Regions from separate parts of the Homo sapiens genome. Here region 2 is linked to region 1. Evidence: read pairs that join two places in POLR2A ChIA-PET (ENCODE). Cell type or tissue: MCF 10A. All regions are shown on one strand.

What was found. ChIA-PET counts read pairs that join two places held together with the same protein. Peaks named below come from ENCODE experiments on the same cell type or tissue, not always from the same donor. Only the 100,000 strongest peaks of a DNase experiment are listed, where the experiment ranks them.
Region 2: POLR2A ChIA-PET joins it to region 1 with 5 read pairs; 2 of 35 experiments call an interaction of 5 or more read pairs at or near these places.

Annotation. Positions count from the first base shown.
Region 1 is chr14:31,258,794-31,266,793 of GRCh38, forward strand. No RefSeq gene overlaps it. Among named protein-coding and RNA genes, the nearest start is that of HECTD1, 55 kb to the left of the region's middle. RefSeq lists a silencer at 6,890-7,184. In MCF 10A, no CTCF peak of the experiment used is centred here; DNase peaks (open chromatin) are centred at 3,408 and 4,998.
Region 2 is chr14:31,153,587-31,161,586 of GRCh38, forward strand. It overlaps HECTD1 (HECT domain E3 ubiquitin protein ligase 1), which reads right to left. Exons shown (of 43, transcript NM_015382.4): 11 at 3,579-3,717; 12 at 3,254-3,424. Among named protein-coding and RNA genes, the nearest start is that of HECTD1, 50 kb to the right of the region's middle. In MCF 10A, no CTCF peak of the experiment used is centred here; a DNase peak (open chromatin) is centred at 6,315.

The DNA.
Region 1 (8,000 bases):
TGAGGTGGGTGGACTGCTTGAGCTCTTGAGTTAGAGACCAGCCTGGGTAACATGGCGAAACCCTGTCTCTACAAAAAAATACAAAAATTAGCCAGAGGTGGTGGCACATGCTTGTGGTCCCAGCTACTACGGGAGACTGAGGTGGGAGGATGGCCTCAGCCTGGGAGGTGGAGGTTGCAGTGAGCTGAGATCATGCCACTTTACTCCAGCTTGGACAATAAAACCAGACCTTGTCTGGAAAAAATAAATAAATTAATAAAATAAAATAAAATCACAACTTTTTGTTGCAGGTTTTCAAAAAAATTAATGAATTAAAGCTAAGTATTAAAGAAATTCAGAGGCTGGGTGTGGTGGCTCAAGCCTGTAATCCCAGCACTTTGGGAGGCCGAGGTGGGCGGATTACCTGAGGTTGGGAGTTCAAGACCAGCCTGGCCAACATGGTGAAACCCCATTTCTATTTTTTCTTTTTTTTTTTTTTTTGAGATAGAGTCTTGCTCTGTCACCCAGGCTGGAGTAAAGTGGCGCAATCTTGGCTCACTGCAACCTCTGCCTCCTGGGTTCAAGAGATTCTCCTGTCTCAGCCTCCTGAGTAGCTGGGATTACAGGAATGTACCACCACACTCGGCTAATTTTTGTATTTTTAGTAGAGATGGGGTTTCACCTTGTTGGTCAGGCTGATCTCGAACTCCTGATCTCACGGTCTGCCTACCTCAGCCTCCCAAAGTGCTGGGATTACAGGCATAAGCCACCGCACCTGTCCGAAACCCCAACTCTACTAAAGAAAAATAGAAAAATTAGCCAGACATGGTGGCATGGGCCTGTAATCCCAGCTACTCAGGAGGCTGAGGCAGGAGAATCGCTTGAACCTGAGAGGCAAACGTTGCAGTGAGCTGAGATCGTGGCACTGCACTCCAGCCTGCGTGACAGAGTGAGACTCCGTCTCAAAAAAAAAAAAAAAAGCAAGAACTCTCAGCAAACTTAGAGTAGGATGGAGGTTCTTCAGTTTGCTAAAGATTTTATACCAACTTTGTAGACACATTCTTTTAAAGATTGGAAACATATCACTATAATTTAACAGTGCTATAATAAAGGAAAATGTTATCGTTATCAGATCCATATGTACTATAATACTGTATTTTGGATATTTGACCCTCCGTACCTCATGTGCAATTTGATCCCAGTGATAGTGGTGGGTGGGGCTTAGTGGGAGGTGTTTGGGTCATGGAGTGGATCCCTCATGAATGGCTTACTGCTGTCCTCATGGTAATGACTGAGTTCTCACTCTATTAGTTATTGCAAAAGCTCCCCCTTGACTTCTGCCTGAGGCCCTCACCAGAGGCAGATGCTGGCACCGTGCTTCTTGTACAGCCTACAGAACTGTGAACAAAATAAACCTCTTTTTAAAAATAAGTACCTAGCCTCAGATATTCCTTTATGGCAACACAGATTAGGACATATAAGTTCTTTGAAACTGGGCATAGTGGCTCACGCTTGCAATTCCAGCACTTTGGGAGGCCGAGGCCAGAGGATCACTTCAGCCCAGAAGATCAAGACCAGCCTGGACAATACAGTGAGACCTTGTCTCTACGAAAAATTAAAACATTAACCGAGCATGGTGGCACATGCCTATAGTCCCAGCTACTCAAGAGGATGAGGTGAGAGGATCGCTTGAGCCCAGGAGGTGGCAGTTGCAGTGAGCTGAGATTGCACCATTGCACTCCAGCCTGGGCAACAAAATGAGACCCTGTCTCCTTCCCATGTGACAGAAAAAAAAAAAAAAGGTCTTCAAAGATGATTGGTAAAGTGGTAAAAAGCATACAAAGGGAAACAATTATTGCGGGCTTTTGCCATTTTGTGTGTATGTGTGTGTGTGTGTGTGCGTGTGTGTGTGTGTGTGTGTGTGTATGTGTCAACTGGGTTTTTGTTTTGAAATTGGGTCTATTTCTGTCACCCCAGGCTGGAGTGCAGCGGCACAGTCATGGCTCACTGCAGTCTTTACCTCCCAAGCTCAAGTGATCCTCCCACCTCAGCCTCCCAAGTAGCTAGGACCACCACCACATCCAGCTAATAAAAAAATTTTTTTTTGTAGAGATGAGGTCTCACTATGTTGTTCAGTCTGGCCTCAAGTGATGTTCCTGCCTCAGCCTCCCAAAGTGCTGGGATTACAGGCATGAGCCACCATGCATGGCCTGTCATTTTTTTGGTTGTGTAATTTCCATTTCTTCTCCCTATAGAGGATAAACGTTTTATTGTTTATCATGTAGGTGAAATGCAATGCTATGCTGCCCACAATGGAAGCTTAAGTGGGGACATCTTTCCTCTTCTTGAACTGGCGCTCTAAGGTTTTTGGTGGCAACAGAAATTCCACATGACATGTCCTAGAATGTGTGGGTCCCATACACTCTGTGCAAATGCCATTTTTCTAGTCTGGATAGATCCCGACTTCCTTGCCCCTAGTCGGCATAACCTTGAATCTTATTTTTTTTTCTCTCTACAGAATGGTGCCTTAGATTTTCATTAGATTTAGAGTGGAACAAAGTAGGGGGTGCAAATTAATATCAGGATGAATAACTTAAGGAAACAAAAATTCCTGCTTTCAGAGAACTAGAATGAGATAGCAAACAGAACCCCTGAGGACCAGGATCGGTTTAAAATACCTAGCTTTACCATTAAAACACAACTCGAGCCCAGGAGGTTGAGACCAATTGGAACAACATAGTGAGATCCTGTATCTACAAAACACACAAGAAATTAGCCAGGCATGGGGGCTTGTGCCTGTAGTACCAGCTACTCAGGAAGCTGAGGCAGGAGGATCGCTTGAGCCCAGGAGTTCAAGCTGCAGTGAGCTATGATCACGCCACTGCACTCCAGCCTAGGCGCCAGAGCAAGCCCTGTCTCAAAAACAAAAACAAAAACAAAAAAACCCCCACACTAATTAACAACAAAAAAGTGGGGGTGGTGGGGAGATGAGAGGAAGAGTAAAATGAAACACAAAACACAAGACCATCCCTGACAAAAGCAAGCCTTTCACATGAACTCACTACATCTACAAACTCTCCATCTTGTCTTACAGGAAAAAACAGTGGGGAGGGGTTTGTTCAGGGTCAGAGCTGATGGTCCCCAGCACACAGTGGGTGCCCAGAGAATGGGTCTTGTGTGGGCAGCACTGCTGGCTGGCTCGCACAGGGCAAGCCCAACCAAGAGTTTGGTGATTCTGATTGACAGCTTTGATTGGATCTCTTTGGTGTCATCTGACCTTTAGTCAGAAACTGTCTCAGGAAGGATTTAAAGAAGTCAAAGTCTCCCCCCTGCCCCATGAATGAGGACTTAACAAATTCAAAGGCCAGGGGATAGGGCAGGTGGCTCAATCTTGCCTATTATGAGAATCTTGGCTGCCTGCCTGGGTGCACAAAGCAAACGACATTTTTAAATTTCTTCACAGTCCATTAGGTAACATGTAATACCCTTCAACTGAAAGAATTTCAAGTCACGTGCCTAGAGCCTTCTTATTTAGGGTGTCTCTCCCATGGTGACCATGCAGCACCAAAAATATCTTCTGTAGATATTCATGTGACTAGATCTTGGTTATATGTAAACAGGAATTTTCATTTGAGTCATAATTAGTCTCCAGATAATTAACTCATGAGCTTTTGGCTAAGTTTCCTTTGCTAATATTCTCAGGTTGTACTAAAGTTGAGCTAGCAGAAAAGGGTTAGGAGTAAATTCGGTTGGGGAAATTGTTAGTATTTGACACAATACTTCTTAAACCAGTTGAACTTGATTTGTGCTGTAGCCCTTGAATAACTGCTGTCTTCTTAATTTGCTGAATTGGAGAAGTTCCTTGATTTGTTCCTTAATTCCTTAAATAGCTTGTGTTCATCCAGCTCTTTCGACTCCGTCCATGAACACTCTATCTCCTCTCAACAATGATTTGGGCTGTGTTTTGGATCCAGCTGCTTAAGAAGGAATGACTGAGGAGAAGTCAATTGGGCCAAAATTATTCTAGGAGGTGAGATTGAAATGAGTTGACTTAAGCATAAAGCCAAAATGAAACCAGTCACACAGAAAATGTACAAGGTGATTATGAAGTTTGCCTCTAAATTAAACAGAAATCTGTGACAAACTGCATCTCTTGCAGAGTCAGTTCTGGGTCAGCTGGCAGCAACTGCACTCCCTTGCAGATCTGCTCAAGACCTTGTGTCAAGCTGTCTCCCACTTGATCCAAGTCATCCTAGGATCCTTTTCTTGAAAGTCATAAAAATAGGACAACAGATTCATTGTCAACACCAGCCATGACAGTCACTCACTCTGTCTTTTTTTTTTTTTTTTTTTTGAGATGGAGTCTTGCTCAGTCACCCAGGCTGGAGTGCAATGGTGTGATCTCGGCTCACTGCAACTTCTGCCTCCTAGGTTCAAGCGATTCTCCTGCCTCAGCCTCCCAAGTAGCTGAAATTACAGGTGCGTGCCACCATGCCCGGCTAATTTTTGCGGGTTTTTTTTTTAGTAGAGGTGGGGTTTTAGGTTGGTCTGGAACTCCTGACCTCAGGTGATCTACCTGCCTCGGCCTCCCAAAATGTCGGGATTACAGGCATGAGCCACCACACCCAGCAATGTTTTTTGTTTTTTGAGGCCTTTATTAGAAAGCTGATTTAATGTGATTTCATGCTGAAATAAATCTGTATCTGAGGATGCTAAAAGTCTTACTGCCAAGCCAGATCTCAATACAGTCTAAACTGGGAAAGGAGCCTTCATTGGGATGATGGCCAAGAAACTAGTCAGTTGTAGATGTAGCTTAAAAGGTCATTGGCTCACTTGCAAGAATACTGGCAGCTTCAACATTTGCTACACATTCCTCTCATTAGTCAATTGTTTTTAAATGTCTTTTACACTGGAAAACCCAAGAATGTCTCCTGCCTGAATGTACCATTCTCAGCTGATCTCTTCCTGTGAGATGTTAGGAATGAGGTCCTGCAGCATCCCATGTGAGTCACAGGTCAGGAGGCAGGATGCCTCCAGCTTCTTTGCATACAGCCACTCCACTCCCTCCCTGTGACTCAGTCCACACTCTCCGAGAGCATACACAGCATGCCTTGAGTAGAACCTGAAGCATAGACCCAAAAGAATCAGAGCCAGAAAGGATCTCAGATAGCCTGTCCAGTGGGGGGTCTGACCATGTGGCTTACCTGGTACTGAGAAGTTTCACATGGCACAGAACTTTCACTGGTAAAACTGTGGATCTTGTGCCAGCTGAAGCAGGTGGTTGCAATGTGCCCAACTACTCTTCAGAGAAGAAACTGAGGCCAAGGAGGCCGACTTGCCCAAGCTAACAAAATCTGTCAGTGGCAGGTCTAGGATTAGAATCCAGATCTAATGGCGCTAAAGTGTAGTGCTCTTTCGAAGCTGGAATTTTCTTGTATTGCCACAGTGCATTGCACACAATAGGTGCTGAAATTTCTGTTGTGGTTGTTTTTTGAGTTCGAAGGATACGCTTTTCACAGATATGATTGTTCCTAATTAGCAATGGATCTCACTCAAGGTCATTGTGAATCAATGGTGAAATCAGTTCTCTACTTCTAGATTCTGAACAGAACAGTGAGAATGAAGGGGAGGGAAGCTTTGTGAGTAATAACACAAGTGGTTAAGCAAACAGAAGGACTGTGCAAAGATGAAGAGACCCTTGTGTGTAGGTTAACCGAGCAACACAGTAGCAGAGAACACAAAGAAATATGGTATAGGTGTAAACACCAAAAAGTAGGAAGTCTTTTCCTGTCCTTAGAGAAAGAGTATGGTAGAAAAAAAGCATTATAGTTCTGGCAAGGGAAGGTAACCATGGAGATACACACACCCCATGTGGCAATGACCACGTGATGAAAAATAATATCACCTGACATTTGTGGTTGTATGTTTTTCAGGGTCAAAAGAACCTAACTCCCGGCAGTATTCTTTGTCCTTCCAGATCTGAGATCTACCCTGTTTTCCCTGCCAGTTTTCTCTCCTGGATCCTGAGTGTTTTGTTTTGTTTTGTTTTGTTTTTTTGAGACAGAGTCTCGCTGTGTCGCCCAGGCTGGAATGCAGCGGCCAGATTCGGCTCACTGCAAGCTCCACCTCCCGGGTTCACACCATTCTCCTGCCTCAGCCTCCCCAGTAGCTGGGACTACAGGCGCCCGCCACTACGCCCGGCTAATTTTTTTTTTTTTTTTTTTTTTTTGTATTTTTAGTAGAGACGGGGTTTCACCGTGTTAGCCAGGATGGTCTCAATCTCCTGACCTCGTGATCCGCCCGCCTCGGCTTCCCAAAGTGCTGGGATTACAGGCGTGAGCCACTGCGCCCGGCCGATCCTGAGTTTTTTATAAACTTGCACAAATTACCAGGGATCATTAGTCTGTGATGCATAGATCTTTATGATCACTTAACTAAACAGTGCTGTATCCTCTTCAATGCTACAGTCTTCTCACCTACAAGAGGCACCAATGTTATATGTATAAGAGAACAGACAAAGCATTAGGGATGTGACTTGCTGAGGATCAAGACTGGAGAAATGGGCCAGGCGCCGTGGCTCACATCTCTAATCCCAGCACTTTGGGAGGCCGAGGCGGGCAGATCACGAGGTGAAGAGATTGAGACCAGCCTAGCCAACATGGTGAAACCCCGTCTCTACTAAAAGTATAAAAATTAGACGGGCATGGTGGCGGGCGCCTTTAGTCCCAGCTACTCGGGAGGCTGAGGCAGGAGAATGGCCTGAACCCGGGAGGCGGAGCTTGCAGTGAGCCGAGATCGCGCCACTGCACTCCAGCCTGGCGACAGAGCGAGACTCTGTCTCAAGAAAAAATAAAAAATAAAAAAGATTGGAGAAATGTCTATTGGAAACAGGAGCTCAGGAACAACCTATTTATCGTGGAAGTCTTCAGCAACTCATTTTGTGAGGTAGTGCTTTGGCACTTGATTTCTTTTATCTGGGATGGAGCCCAAGGAAGTGGTACTTGGAGAGGGAGCAGCATAAACAAAATAGAAGTGACTAAGCTGTTTTGACACCCATTAAGATGGGTGTTACTCCCCAAATGGAAACCAGCTATCTGCTTTTCTATTTGACCACGCCTTTTCCTGCTGGTGATCTGAAACAGGGTTACCTGTTCCTCTGACTAATCCCTAAAAACGCAGGTGAACAGAGGCTGCGATGACCTACTTTGCAAATACCTGTTACAGTGTTAATCAGTGAACTTTGTGGCCAGACGTCCTCACAGTTGTTCTACTTTACACTGAAGGCCAGGTAGGGAGCAGACTTTGGAATGGGCTTGTGGCCATCCATCAGAAGCAAGGGAGTTGGGAAACAAGTGCTGATTAGAAATGCAAATTATTGGCTGGGTCTGGTGCTGTGTGCCTGTAGTCCCAGCTACTCAGGAAGCTAGGCAGGAAGATTGCTTGAGCTCAGGAGTTCGAGGATCTAGTGCACAATCACAGATCACACCTCTGAATAGCCACTGCACTCCAGCCTGGGCAACATAGCGAGCCTCCGTCTCTAGAAAAAGAAAATGCAAATTATTGGACCTTACCTTAGTGTCGTGATTCAGAATTTCTTTTTGTTTTTAATAAAGATTAACATTTAGAATAGTTTTAGATTTACAGAAAAATTGTGAAGATAGTACAGAGTTTCCATATAACACACACCCAGTCTCCCGTTATTAACATCTTACACTACTAGTATGGTACATTTGTCACAAGTGTTGAACCAATATTGATACTTTCTTGTTAACTAAAGTTCATATTTTATTCACATTTTCTTAGTTCTTACCTAATCTCCTTTTTCTGTTCCAGGATCCCATCTAGGATACCATGCTACATTTAGTCATCGTGCCTTCTTAGGCTTCTCTCTGTTATGACAGTTTTTTAGACTTGCCTTGTTTTTGTCATAAGTCTTTTGTTGTTGTTTTTTGAAATAGGGTCTCCTTCTGTTGCCCAGGCTGAAGTGCAGTGATGTAATCATGGCTCACTGTAACCTCGAA
Region 2 (8,000 bases), 110 kb before region 1:
ATAACCTTTTGAAGTTTAATTTACAAAATCTTTCCCAAGTCCAAGGTCACTAAGATTTTCTCTTTTCCTCTAGAAGTGTCATAATTTTAGTGTATACATTTTAGTCTATGGTTCATTTTGTTAATTTTTGTATATGGGACCCTAACCATGTATATATATAATGTATATATATAATGCTATATATATACATGGGTAGTAAGGGTTGAGACTAAGGGAGACTCAATCTCAAAAAACAAAACAAAAAAAGAAATGATACAAATATATATATATGTGGTAAGGGTTGAGGTTTAATTATTTTGCATATGCTATTGGCTTGTTCATTTTTTGAAAAGATCATCCTTTCTTGGTGGTCTTAGCACTTTTGTTGAAAATCAATTGGCCATATGTGTAGTGGGTCATTCATCTATCTTTACACTATTGTCACACTTTCTTGATTACCAAAGTTTTATAAAAGAGTTGAAATTGATGTATATCCTTCTACGCTGCTCCTTTTCCAGGTTGCTTTGGCTATTACATTTATATACAAATGTTAGACTCTCCTTGTTTTTTTTTTTTTTGAGATGGAGTTCTGTTCTGTCAACCAGACTGGAGTGCAATGGCACGATCCGATCTCGGCTCACTGCAACCTCTGCCTCCCAGGTTCAAGCAATTCTCCTGTCTCACCCTCCCAAGTAGCTGGGATTACAGGTGTGTGCCACCACGCCCAGCTAATTTTTTTTTTCTTTTTTTGAGATGGAGTCTTGCTCTGTCGCCCAGGCTGGAGTACAGTGGCGCGATCTCAGCTCACTGCAACCTCCGCCTCCCAGGTTCAAGTGATTCTCCTGCCTCAGCCTCCGGAGTAGCTGGGACGACAGCCAAGTGCTACCATGCCTGGCTCATTTTTGTATTTTTTGTAGAGATGGGGTTTCACAATGTTGGCCAGGCTGGTTTCGAACTTCTGATCTCAGGTGATCTCCCTGCCTCGGCCTCCCAAAGTGCTGGGATTACAGGCATGAGCCACTGCACTCAGCCTAGAATCTCCTTGTCAATTTCTACAAAAAGACTGCTGGGATCTTGGTTGGGATTGCTGTAACCTATTTCTTGAGAGAGAGAGTTCCAGAAAATAAACTCGGATAATATTTTTGTTTTGTTTTTCCTTAAATCCCCCAGTAATTCTGACGATTAAACAGATTTGGGTAACACATACACACTCTCTCTTTCACCACCCTCGGGATTCTACAATTATTAACTCATATACCACCATTTTTTTCAAAAATATTACTACCCTGTTATTAACACACAGTAAGCATTCACTAAATATTAGAAATAAATCTTGCTGGGAACCACTAGACACAGAAAAGGTATATTTAAATTTGCAGTCTAAGGCAAGAGTTACCAATGAATACAGAAATTGGTGGGTTAAATTTACTGAGGAACAGCATATTTACACAGTCTGGAATTATGTCCCTACAAATTACTTATTACAAAAGGAAAAAGAGGCCAGGAGCAGTGACTCACGCCTGTAATACCGACAGTTTGGGAGGCCGAGGTGGGTGGATCACCTAGGTCAGAAGTTCGAGACTGGCCTGGCCAATATGATGAAACCCTGTCTCTACTAAAAATTCAAAAATTAGCTGGGCGTGGTGGTACGTGCCTGTAATCCCAGCTACGCCGGAGGCTGAGGCATGAGAGTCGCTTTAACCCAGAAGGTGGAGGGGGCGGTGAGCCGAGATCATGCCATTGCACTCCAGCCTCAGCAACAGAGCAAGATACCGTCTCAAAAAAAAAAAAAAAGGAAAAGAGCAACTTTACAACTTTACAGTAGAGAAACCTGGAAGAGAAAAACTTAAGCAAGTGATCCAAGTTATCATAACCAACAGGGTAAACAGACACAAATGTGCCTCCAAGAAGGAACATTATGCACCTAGAAGAGCATAGTATCACCTCTATAGGACTTTTGCTAAAACACATAAGCTGAATTTAATCACAAAGAAACATGACACAAAGTTAGGCTCTTTGTTCAAATTAACTGTTCTATTCTCTTCATAAACACCAAAGCTATGAAAATAAAAGGAAGGCTGACAGACTGCTGTAGGTTCTCAGGACAAACTATCGCAGGTTCTCAGGAATATGATAAGCAATGTAATGTGTGCTCCTGGATTTCATTGTGGACCAGAAAAAAAAATTACTATGAAGGACATTAAAGACAATGGCAAAATCTAAATATGTCTCCAGAGAATATATTAGTGTTACATAAATATTAAATTTTCTGATTAGTACGATTTTGATAATTATACTACAACTATGTCCTGGCTTTTTTCTGGTGAAATATTTAGGTTAAAAGGTAAAACTCTGTATTCACCTTACCATCAATTTTTTTTTTTTTAAGATGGAGTCTCAGGCCGGGTGCGGTGGCTCACGCCTGTAATCCCAGCACTCTGGGAGGCAGAGGCGGGCGGATCACGAGGTCAGGAGATCGAGACCATCCTGGCTAGCATGGTGAAACCCTGTCTCTATTAAAAGTACAAAAAATTAGCCAGGCATGGTGGCAGGCGTCTGCAGTCCCAGCTACTGGGGAGGCTGAGGCAGGAGAATGGCGTGAACCCAGGAGGCGGAGCTGGCAGTGAGCCGAGATCGCGCCACTGCACTCCAGCCTGGGTGACAGAGCGAGACTCTGTCTCAAAAAAAAAAAAGCTGGAGTCTCACTCTGTCGCCCAGGCTGGAATGCGGTGGTGCGATCTCGGCTCACTGCAACCTCAGCCTTTGGGAGGTCAGGGCAGGCAGATTACCTGAGGTCAGGAGTTTGAGACCAGCCTGACCAACATGGAGAAACCCCGTCTCTACTAAAAATACAAAATTAGCCAGGGAGGTGAAGGTTGCAGTGAGCTGAGATCACAACATTGCACTCCAGCCTGGACAACAAGAGCGAAACTCCATCTCAAAAAAAAAGTACACACACACACACACACACACACACACACACAAACAGATACATGTGTCTGAAAAAATGTTAAAGGAAATGGGGCAAAATGTTAATAACTAGTGAATTTGGATAGAGAGTATTCTGATATTCTTTAACTATATTTGCAACATTTCTATATGTTTAAAATTGTTGATCAAAATGTTTTAAAAGAAAATTGACCAATTTAAAAAATATACAGAATTATTTCATATTGTCATTATCCTGTCAAAAACCATCAAAAATTGAAACTAGATTTTCCTCAAAAAAAAAAAAAAAACTCTTCCTGATACCTCTATAATTAAGACCACTCACTTTTTCTGGTTTTGATTCCTCTTCATTCTCATCATCAGAGGAAGGACCTGCCAACGTTGACACTTTGCTAATTACACCAAGTCTGGCTAGCTGATCCAAAAATATATCACCACCTTTATCTACTAAATCCCTTATGATCTGCAAAGCCAGCAAGTGGCCATCATCATCATCCTGAAAAATAAAAAATAAAAATAAGTTTAGTTGCCAGGAGTAGAGAAATGCAGTAATTTGCACAACATGATTTACTGAAATTAAAACAAAAATTTTATTTCAGACTACTAGCTAAAGGAAATTAATGCTAAAGAGTTTTGAAAAAGAAACGGACCTCTTGATCCAGGACAGTTGCAGTGATTTCCACTAGTATTGTAGGCAAATTGTGACCAACATCAGAATCACAAACTTCTTTTAACAGTGCTTCAGAGCAAAAATGAATCATTTTTCGAATTAGAGCAAGACTTGCTTTCCTTGAAAAGTAAAAATAGAATTATATGAAGCCAAATGAAGTTAAAATAAATCAAAATGCATGCATTAATGAACAGTAAAATATCCAATGTTACATTTTATACACTCTGCTAAAAAAATACACTTAATAAAAAAATACAAAAAATTGGGACTCAGCACTATATGTTCATTTTTGAAATAATTCCATTTATTTTCTATTATAAATATATTGAGCTCACCAAAAATGACTTATAATTTTCTTAAATGCACTTTTCTATTCTATATTCTACACTTTACTAGCATGAATGTTAACATGTCATGATAATTTTAGAAAATCAAGTAAAAAGTACTACAACTACTAAGAAAATAAATGGGGCCCAGTGCAGCGGCTCACGCGTGTAATCCCTGCATTTTGGGAGGCTGAGGGAGGCGGATCGCTTGAGGTCAGGAGTTCAAGACTAGCTTGGCCAACATGGAGAAACCCCGTCTCTACTAAAAATACAAAAACTAGCTAGACGTGGTGGCAGGCACCTGTAATCTCAGCTACTCAGGAGCCTGAGGCGGAATAATCACTTGAACCTAGGAGATGGTGCCACTGTACTCCATCCTGGGAGACTGAAGGAGACTCCATCTCAAAACACAAAATAAAATTAAAAAAAGAAAAGAAATGATACAAATTATACCTAAAATTTCCTATAATCCAAAATACAATGCTCTAAGAACTTAAGATACTAGGTAATTTATATGAAAAACAAAATTTTGATTTAATTTGTCCTTCATCAAATTTAAAATCCACGTTCACTGCAACTATGGACTCATATAAATGAAAATAAGAGATCCTAATAATCCCATGCCCCCAAAATATTCCCATCATTAACAAATTAGTATGCCTCCTTTCCCTTTTATTCACTTACTGCTTTGCTTAGACCGTAGCAGACACTCAATAAAGTCACATAAATTAACCTCAATTTTTTTTTTTTTTTTTTTTTTTTGGAGACAGAGTCTCGCTCTGTTGTCTCGGCTGGAGTGTAGTGGCACAATCTCGGCTCACTGCAACCTCCGCCTCCCGGGTTCACGCCATTCTCCTGCCTCAGCCTCCCGAGTAGCTGGGACTACAGGCGCACACCGCCACGCTCAGCTTTTTGTATTTTTTGTATTTTTAGTAAAGATGGGGTTTCACTGTGTTAGCCAAGATGGTCTTGATCTCCTGACCTCGTGATCCGCCTGCCTCTGCCTCCCAGAGTGCTGGGATTACAGGCGTGAGCCACCACGCCCGGCCAAATTAACCTCAACTTTATAACATGTAACCTGATCTTTTAAAATAAAAAACACATATTCACATACATTTAAATGATAATAAACTACTAATAAGATGAGGCTTGGCTGGGTGAGGTGGTTCACACCTGTAATCCCAGCACTTTGGGAGGCTGAGGCAGGTGGATCACCTGAGGTCAGGAGTTCGAGACCAGCCTGACCAATATGGTGAAACCCCGTCTCTACTAAAAATACAAAAATTAGCCGGGCATGGTGGTGGGCATCTGTAGTCCCAGCTACTCAGGAGGCTGAGACAGAAGAATTGCTTGAACCCTAGAGGCAGAGGTTGCAGCAGGCCAAGATCGTGCCACTGCACTCCAGCCTGGACGACAGAGCCAGACTCTGTCTTAAACAAAAACAAACAAACAAAAAAAAGGCTTGTCTATTATGTAAGAGCCAATAATCAATTCATTTAACAAATATTTTCTAAGTATCTAACAATGTTCTAGGCACTAAGCTGCAGATATCATTACCCTTGAGGTGAATGATAGAAGGATAAAGAGGCAAAATTTTCAACTGATGTCCTAGAGAGGCATGTGACACAGCTGTATTTCTACAGCATAGGGTCTCTACATATTTTATAACTCTCTCTAGCTGAAGTTATAACATTATATTTCTTTAATGAAGGAATATGCTTTATTACAAATTCAAGTACAGTACAGAAAATGATAGGTGGACAGAGGACAAACTGTTCTAACAGGATTGGTTCTTTCCAGTTTTTGTTTTGTTGTTTTTAATTTAATTTAATTTATTTATTTTTTTTGGGACAGAGACTCGCTCTGTCACCCAGGCTGGAGTGCAGTGGTGTGATCTCGGCTCACTGCAACCTCCACCTCCTGGGTTCAAGTGATTCTCCTGTCTCAGTCTCCAGAGTAGTTGTGATTACAGGTGTGCACCACCACACCCAGCTAATTTTTGTAGTTTTAGTAGAGACGGAGTTTCATCATGTTGGCCAGGCTGATCTTGAACTCCTGACCTCAGGTGATCTGCCTGCCTCAGCCTCCAAAGCGCTGGGATTACAGGCGTGAGCCACCGCACCTGGCCATAATTTTTTTTTTTTTTTTGAGACAGGGTCTTGCTCTGTCCCCCAGGCTGGAGTGCGTGGCAGGATTTTGACTCACTGCAACCTCCGACTCCCAGGTTCAAGTGATTCTCGTGCCTCAGCCTCCCAAATAGCTCGGACTACAGGCTCCTGCCACCGTGCCCAGCTAATTTTTCTATTTTTTGTAGAGACAGGGTTTTACCACGTTGCCCAGGCTGGTCTCGAAATCCTGTGCTCAGGAGATCCACCCTACTCGGCCTCCCGAAGTGCTGGGATTACAGCCATGAGTCACTGTGCCTGGCGCCGGTTTTTATTACTGGCCCCAGTTTTTATTTATATTCCACTGTAAATACCAGAATTTAACTATTAGTTTTATATCATGACTTATTTCAATTAACAATGTATTAGAATGTTTATATGTTATTTATCTATCTCTCTCTCGTATACTGAGCCATCATGAGCAGTAACCTTTTTATGTACTTTAAAAACATAATTCATTTAACCCACACAACAAAACCTATGAGGTGGGTTTTATTATCTCAAATTTACAAGTGAAGATACTGAGCGATAGTTAAGTCAGTCTACTAAGATCACCAAGCTAATAAATTACAGAGCCTGTATTCAAATTCTATCTCTTAATTAGATGATACATAATACTCACAACATAAAATTTTCCTGTTTAACACTATTATATAAATTTTGAACATTTAGTTTACAGTCTTTTCTATTAAAAATAGCACTATTTATTTTTGTGTAAACAGTTTCTTCATATTCCTTCAGTACAGAGGGATTCTTGGATCTAACAGCCTAAACACTTTCATTAAGTATTGAATGTGTATGAGTACTGCATTCATATTGGCAAACTGATTCAAAAAAGGTTGTTAACACCTTAAATTATCACTAAATATGAATATCTACAATATTCCTTTTTACTTAAAAAAAATTCTCATTTTTTAAGTTTCTTAACTGTCTAATAGGTAAAAATGATACCAAATTTTACTTATTTCTAAAATGTTTTGCTTTTTACTAGTAAGGAAATACTTTTTTTTTTTGAGACAGCATCTCACTTTGTCATCTAGACTGGAGTGCAGCAGCACAATCTCAGCTCACTGCAGCCTCGACCGCCCAGGCTCAAACAATCCTCCCACCTCAGCCTCTCGAGTAGCCAGGACTACAGGTATGCGCCACCATACTCAGCTAATTTTTGTGTGTTTTGTAGAGACAGGGTTTCACTAGTTGCCCAGGCTGGTCTCAAACTCCTGGACTCAAGCAATCCTCCCACCTCAGCCTCCCAAAGTGCTGGGATTACATGCATGAGCTAACACACCCAGCTAGGAAATACATTTTTCCATATTAATTTTTTGCCGTGTTTCCTCTTGAACACTGTGCCTTAATTTCATTGACTAATTTACTCAAATGGCTCTGAAATTTTTACGATCAATTTGTAAATACCCTTTGTATATAATAAAGACAGTATCCCTTTGTCATATTTGCTAACAAATACCCACCTGCTGGCAAATTTTTTTAGATTAAAAGTTTCTATTCTGAGACATTTGTGGCTGCAGGTAATATTGTTTCTGTTATGTAGTAGTTTTATGTTTTTTACATAAAATAAATTTAAAAGGACACATTTGGCTAATGCAAATAGGTTTCTAAAGTAAGCCAGGCATAGTGGCTCACGCCTGTAATCCCGCAGTTTGGGAGGTCAAGGCAGGGGAACTGCTTAAGCCCGGGAGTTCAAGACCAGCCTTGGGCAGCAAAGCAAAACTATCTCTAAAAATAAAAATTAGCTGGACCTGGTGGTGTGTGCCTGCAGTTCTAGCTACTCAAGAGGCTGAGGCAAGAGGATACACTGTGCCATGGAATTCAAGGTTGCAGTGAGCTGTGATCATACTATGCACTCCAGTCTGGGTGACACAGCAACACCCCGTCTCAAAAAAAAAGAAAAAA